Regions from separate parts of the Homo sapiens genome. Here region 2 is linked to region 1. Evidence: read pairs that join two places in POLR2A ChIA-PET (ENCODE). Cell type or tissue: PC-9. All regions are shown on one strand. Links, peaks and the distances in the headings refer to the core of each region. The heading gives the core; the rest is flanking DNA.

Evidence for each region. ChIA-PET counts read pairs that join two places held together with the same protein. Peaks named below come from ENCODE experiments on the same cell type or tissue, not always from the same donor. Only the 100,000 strongest peaks of a DNase experiment are listed, where the experiment ranks them.
Region 2: POLR2A ChIA-PET joins it to region 1 with 18 read pairs; 2 of 35 experiments call an interaction of 5 or more read pairs at or near these places.

What each region holds. Positions count from the first base shown.
Region 1 is chr2:237,503,680-237,506,586 of GRCh38, reverse strand. All of the region lies in intron 2 of MLPH (melanophilin), which reads right to left. Among named protein-coding and RNA genes, the nearest start is that of MIR6811, 5.8 kb to the left of the region's middle. In PC-9, for the core only: no CTCF peak of the experiment used is centred there; no DNase peak of the experiment used is centred there; H3K27ac peaks cover 274 bases.
Region 2 is chr2:237,603,717-237,606,623 of GRCh38, reverse strand. No RefSeq gene overlaps it. Among named protein-coding and RNA genes, the nearest start is that of RAB17-DT, 14 kb to the right of the region's middle. RefSeq lists a silencer at 2,196-2,376 and an enhancer at 2,028-2,531. In PC-9, for the core only: a CTCF peak has its summit at 1,435 (motif pointing left); no DNase peak of the experiment used is centred there.

The DNA of each region.
Region 1 (2,907 bases), core at 110-2,609:
GGTGCATGTAGCCCCCAGTCACGTACCCCCTGCTTGCTCAATCGATCATGACCCTCTCACATGAACCCCCTTAGAGTTGTAAGCCCTTAAAAGGGACAGGAATTGCTCACTCGAGGAACTTGGTTTTTGGAGACGTGAGTCTGCCGATGCTCCCAGCTGAATAAAGCCCTTTCCTTCTACAATTCGGTGTCTGAGGAGTTCTTGTCTGTGGCTTGTCCTGCTACACAGACATTAAAGAGATTTGCAAAAGCAGAACAACACCACTCACCTTACTCACACTCTGATTTTGGGAAAATCTCATTTTTTATAAAAACTGTATTTATATTAACATGTAGGGGGTTTACTGTTATTTTTAAATGAGTGAATAAATAAATATTTTTAACTCCCAGTTTTAATTTCTGATGTGGTAAATATTAATAGATATGACCCATATGAATAAAACTCTTTGGGGTTCTCAGTAATTTAGGAAATGTGAAGGGGTCCTGAGGCCCAAAGGTTTGAGAACTGCTGATTTCGAAGTCAAGTTTGCTCTCCCTCCCAGAATGTGGAGAAAAGGGACTAAGCGATGGGAGACAGTGGGGAGATGATGGCAAAGGCCGAGAAAGTGAGCTCCCAGGGGAGACAGAGCCCTGGAGACGGGGATGCATGGGGGTGGAAGGGAAGTGCTGTCCTTGTCCTTGGGGCAGGGGACCCACATTACTGTCCTCTGCAGTCCCACCTCCAGAGGGCCCTGGGACACGCATGCCAGAGCTGTGACTGGTGGGGCAGAACAGAGCCAAGGGGGCACTCCTGTCCTCAAGGGAGGCCCGGCAGCCTCTGAAGAAAGGGCGTATACCAGGGAAGGAAAACGCTTCTAGGACGGGAACAGGAAGGAAAGGCCGCTCCTATGATGGGGTCTGGACAGGATTGGTGAGCCACGCAGGGTGAAGGGGTCAGACCTGTGCCCTGCTCTGCCCCTCTTGGGGTGAAATCTAGACAGGGGTGTGGTGGCAACATGCAGGAATACTGGGGAGAGCCCAGGATGGCGGGGCTGGTGGCCACCCCTGAAGGCACAGCAGGGGGAAGCTCCCACTGTGGCCATCCCCAAGGTCCAGCACACAGGCGGGGGAAGAGCCTGCATGAGGGGTCCTGTGGGCCTCCACTTGCGTTGGGTGCTGGGGTGGTGGGGAATCCACATCCCTGTGATCCTTAAACCATGCTCCAGCAGGACTGCATGCGATGAGGAGCAGCCAGGGGACTGGCAGAGGCTTGGGGTTGGTGGAAGAGGCCACAGCACGTGGGTATGTGGCTGGGATCAGGGTCTCAGTGGTGGGTGCCATCCGTATCTCAGTGCCCGGCCAGTACCCTTCACATACCAGCCAGCGGTCCCCATCCTGCAAGCTGACCTGCCCTCCACTCTGCATCAGGACCAGCAAGGAGGTGGGGACAGTGTGTGGAGTCCAGACCCCATCAACCTGGCCACCGGGAGGGTCATGAGCCTTTCTCCCAAGGCCCAGCTGCTGGCCTGGCCAAAAGCATGGGTTGGGGAGCAGAGGTGGGGTTGTGGGGAGCTCTGGAAGAGAAGCTGAGCCAGGAACAGAGACCCGGTAAGTGAGCAGAGTCTGGGAGATCTGAAGCCCTGAAGCTTGCACTGTCTTGCTGCTCAAGGGGTGGGGTCTCACGAGGGGGAGCAGATGGGAAATAAAAGACCTGTATTTCCTTTGCACGGCTTGGTTGGGTGAAGTTTTCGACCATGAGTTTTTGCCATGCCACTGAGGCAGCCGTCACCCTAACAACACAGGAAAACTCTCCTAACCAGAGAGAAGAAACAAAGAAAGAGCTGAGTCTTCAGATTAGAGGGGTCGCTGGATGGTAGGAGATGCCTACACAGACTGACAAGACCACTCTGTTATAGGGCGGGCAAAATCCCTACCAGCATGGTGGACAGAACCGGCGGCCTCCAACAGAGTGGAGGTCATGCAGGGGGCCCTTCTGCAAGGCTGAGGGCTGGCCGTGGGGCAGTGGCTCCCGTCCAACTGCTGCCATTTCAGAGCTCCACCAACTCCATGGCTTAAAACAATGCAAATGCTGGTCAGTTGCGGTGGCTCACACCTGTAATCCCAGCACTTTGGGAGGCCAAGGTGGGTGGATCACCTGAGGTCAGGAGTTCGAGACCAGCCTGGCCAACATGGTGAATCCCCATCTCTACTAAAAATACAAAAAATCAGCCCCGTGTGGTGGTGGGCACCTGTAATCCCAGCTACTTGGGAGGCTGAGACAGGAGAATCGCTTAAACCCAGGAGGTGGAGGTTGCAGTGAGCTGAGATTGCGCCACTGCACTCCAGCCTGGGCAGTAAGAGCAAAACTCCACCTCAAAAAACAAAATAAAATAAAATAAACACAATACAAAAACAATGCAAATGCATTACCTGACAGCTCTGGAGGGCAGAAGTTTGACTCAGGATTCATTGAGCTAACATCAAGGTGTCGGCAGGATTGTGGCACCTCCTGGAGCCCCCAGAGGGGAATCTGCTCTCTGGCAGTTTAGCTTCTTGAGGGCTTCAGGTATGTGGGCTCCTGGCCCCTTTCTCCATCTTCAAAACCAGCCATCCCTTCTGCTTCTAAGGCCCCTGTGATGATATTAGGCCCGCCCAGGGAACCCGGGATCATCTCCCAGGTCCAGGCCAGCAGGTGGGCAGCCTAAAATGCATAATCCCATTTCTGTATAGCCTCACGAATTCAGAGGTTCTTGGGGTTGGGAAGTAGACATCTTTTTGGGGGGGATTATTCTGCTTACCACCGGTAAGCATCCCCACAGCCTGTAGGGGAAAGCGTGTGAGGTCAGATTGTACTCCCAGGCAAGTGGAACAGATCCTCAAAGACAAAATCCACACTCCATGCCATGCCTGAGAAAACAGCCTGAGGACA
Region 2 (2,907 bases), core at 292-2,791, 100 kb before region 1:
TCCTGGGCTGCCATAAGACCTTACCACAAGCTGTGTGGCTTATAACAGAAATGTATTGGCTCAAGTCTTGCAGGCCAGAAGACTGAATCAAGGTGTCAGCAGACGTGGCTCCTTCTGGAGGCTCCGAGGGTGAATTCATTCCTGGCCTCTCTCTGGCCTCTGGTGCTCCTGGTGGTCCTGGGCGCTGCTTGGCCTGTGGACCATCACCCAATTTCTGCCTTTGCCTTCCCATGGCCTCTTCCCTCTGTGTGCGTTTCTGTGTCCAAATCTCTCTTTTCTCATGAGGAAGCCAGTCATTGGATTTAGGGCTCACCTGAATCCAGGATGACCTCATGTTAAGACACATTCTAAGGTGCCAGGTGGACATTAATTTTGCGGGGACACTCTTCAACCCAGCACAAGCTCCTAGAGTATAAAAGCTTCCTATATGGCTTGGGAACTCCCAAAGGACAGGGCCTGGCATAAATGCCCAATTTGCTTCTTTTTTTTTGAGACAGAGTCTTGCCCTGTCACCCAGGCTGGAGTACAATGGTGTGATCTCGGCTCACTGCAACCTCCAATTCCTGGGTTTAGGTGATTCTCCTGCCTCTGCCTCCCGAGTAGCTGGGATTACAGGCATGTGCCACCACGCCCGGCTAGTTTTTGTATTTTTAGTAGAGACACGGTTTCACCATGTTGGGCAGGCTGGTCTCAAACCCCTGACCTCGTGATCCACTTGCCTCAGACTCCCAAAATGCTGGGATTACAGGCCTGAGCCACCGCGCCTGGCCCATTTGCTTTTCTTTTAAGAGACAGGGTCTCGCACTAGCACCCAGGCTGGAGTGCGGTGGCATGATCTCGGTTCACTGCAGCCGCGACCTCCCAGGCACAAGCAATCTTCCCACCTCTGCCTCCCAAGTAGCTGGGACTATAGGCACACGCTACTAATCCCAGCTAATTTTTGTATTTTTTTTTTTTTGTAGAGACAAGATCTGTCTATGTTGCCCAGGCTGGTTTCAAACTCCTAGGCTCAAGTGATCTTTCCCCCTTGGCCTCCCAAAGTCCTGTGATTACAGACCTGAGCTACTGTGCCTGGCCAACCAATTTGCTTTTCACAGAGACAAATCTCCACAAAAGGCTGACCTTGTCATGAATATTTATGACATCTAAGGCATTATGGGTTGAACTGTCTCTCTCTAGAATTCATATGTCCAAGTCCTAACCTCCATACCTCAGAATGTAATCTTACCTGGGGAGAAGGTCTCTATGGTGAGGTCACCAGGATAGGCCCTAAACCAATATGACCATGTCCTTATGAAAAGGGTAAATTTAGACACGCAGACACACACATGCCATGTGACATGAAGGCGGCGATAGTGATGCTTCCACAAGCCAAGGAACACCAAGAATTCCCAGCGAAGCACCGGGAGTATGGAACAGATTCTCTGCAGAGCTTCCAGGAGGAGCTGCCCTGCCACCTTCTGGCCTCTTCTCGGGCTTCTGGCCTCCAGGACTGCGAGACAATCAGTTCCTATTGTTTAGGCCACTCAGGTTGTGATAGGTGGTTACAGTAGCCCTGGCAAAGTCACACACAGGGCTGGGGGCAGCATTGTTTCTCCGCTTTCTTTCTTTTTTTTCTTTTGAGACGGAGTCTAACTCTGTCACACAGGCTGGAGTGCAGTGGCATGATCTCGGCTCACCGCAACCTTGGCCTCCTGGGTTCAAGCGATTCTCCTGCCTCAGCCTCCTGAGTAGGTGGGATTACAGGCACGTGCCACCACACCTGGCTAATTTTTGTATTTTTAGTAGATACGGGGTTTCGCCATATTGGCCAGGCTGGTCTTGAACTCCTGACCTCAGGTGATCCACCCGCCTCGGCCTCCCAAAGCTGGGATTACAGTCGTGAGCCACCACACCCGGCCGTTTCTCCATTTTCTACGGGAGACATGTTTTCCACATGTTTGGACCGTCCTTTGGGGATAACTGTGAGTGAGCATCTCACTTGAGAACCTCCCTCACATCCTCCACGTACTTCGCCCACGGTGGGGAGGTGGGGAGGTGGGCCCAGCAGCCTGTGGCCTCGGTGTGCTTGCTGCACATGGAGTGGACCCCATGTGGCCTCCTCCAGTGAGCCTCCAGGCTTGGGATGGGCCAGGTGCTGGAGCAAGTCCATTCCAGAGCTTGGTTCTTTTAAAAATTTCTATAATATATATACATATATTTTATAGACAGAGTCTTGCTCTGTTGCCCAGGCTGGAGTGCAGTGGCACGATCATAGCTCACTGCAACTTTGAACTCCTGGGCTTAAAGGATCCTCCTCCCTTAGCCTGCCAAGTAGCTGGCAGCTAATTAAAAAAAAAAAAGGGTGTTTTTAAAAAAAAAAAAAAATTGATTGGGGGGATCTCACTATGTTGCCCAGGCTGGTCTCGAGCCCCTGGCCTCAAGCCATCCTCTCGCCTCAGGCTCCCAAAGTGCTGGGCTTACAGAGTGAGCCACCGTGCTGGCCAGAGCCTGGTTCTTAGTGGGCCAGTCAGGGAATTTCAATGAAAAGTAAGGAGCCAAAGAAAGAAGACAAGGAAGTTGAAATAGGTCGGGGCTGAGATAATCCTTAGAGATCAACATCTCGGGTCTCAGTTGTTTATCTAAACCGAGCTGAATTCCAACCCCCACCCACACCTCCTGCATCTTCCCGGGGCTCTCAGCTTTGCTTTTTCAGAACGGTTTTCATTGTGTGTGTTGCCGCTGGCTGGATGTGAGGGTGAGTGATTTTACCGTAGCATCAAGTGTAGCCCAGAGCAACAGATGAACTCCGGAACAGAGTCATTTCCTGGATTCTGCCCTCTGGGTTCTAGATGCTTCCTGACAGTTCCGTTTCTTGACGTGCAGTTGCCGAGTCAAAGGCTGTGTTGTTGAATTCATTGCTACGCA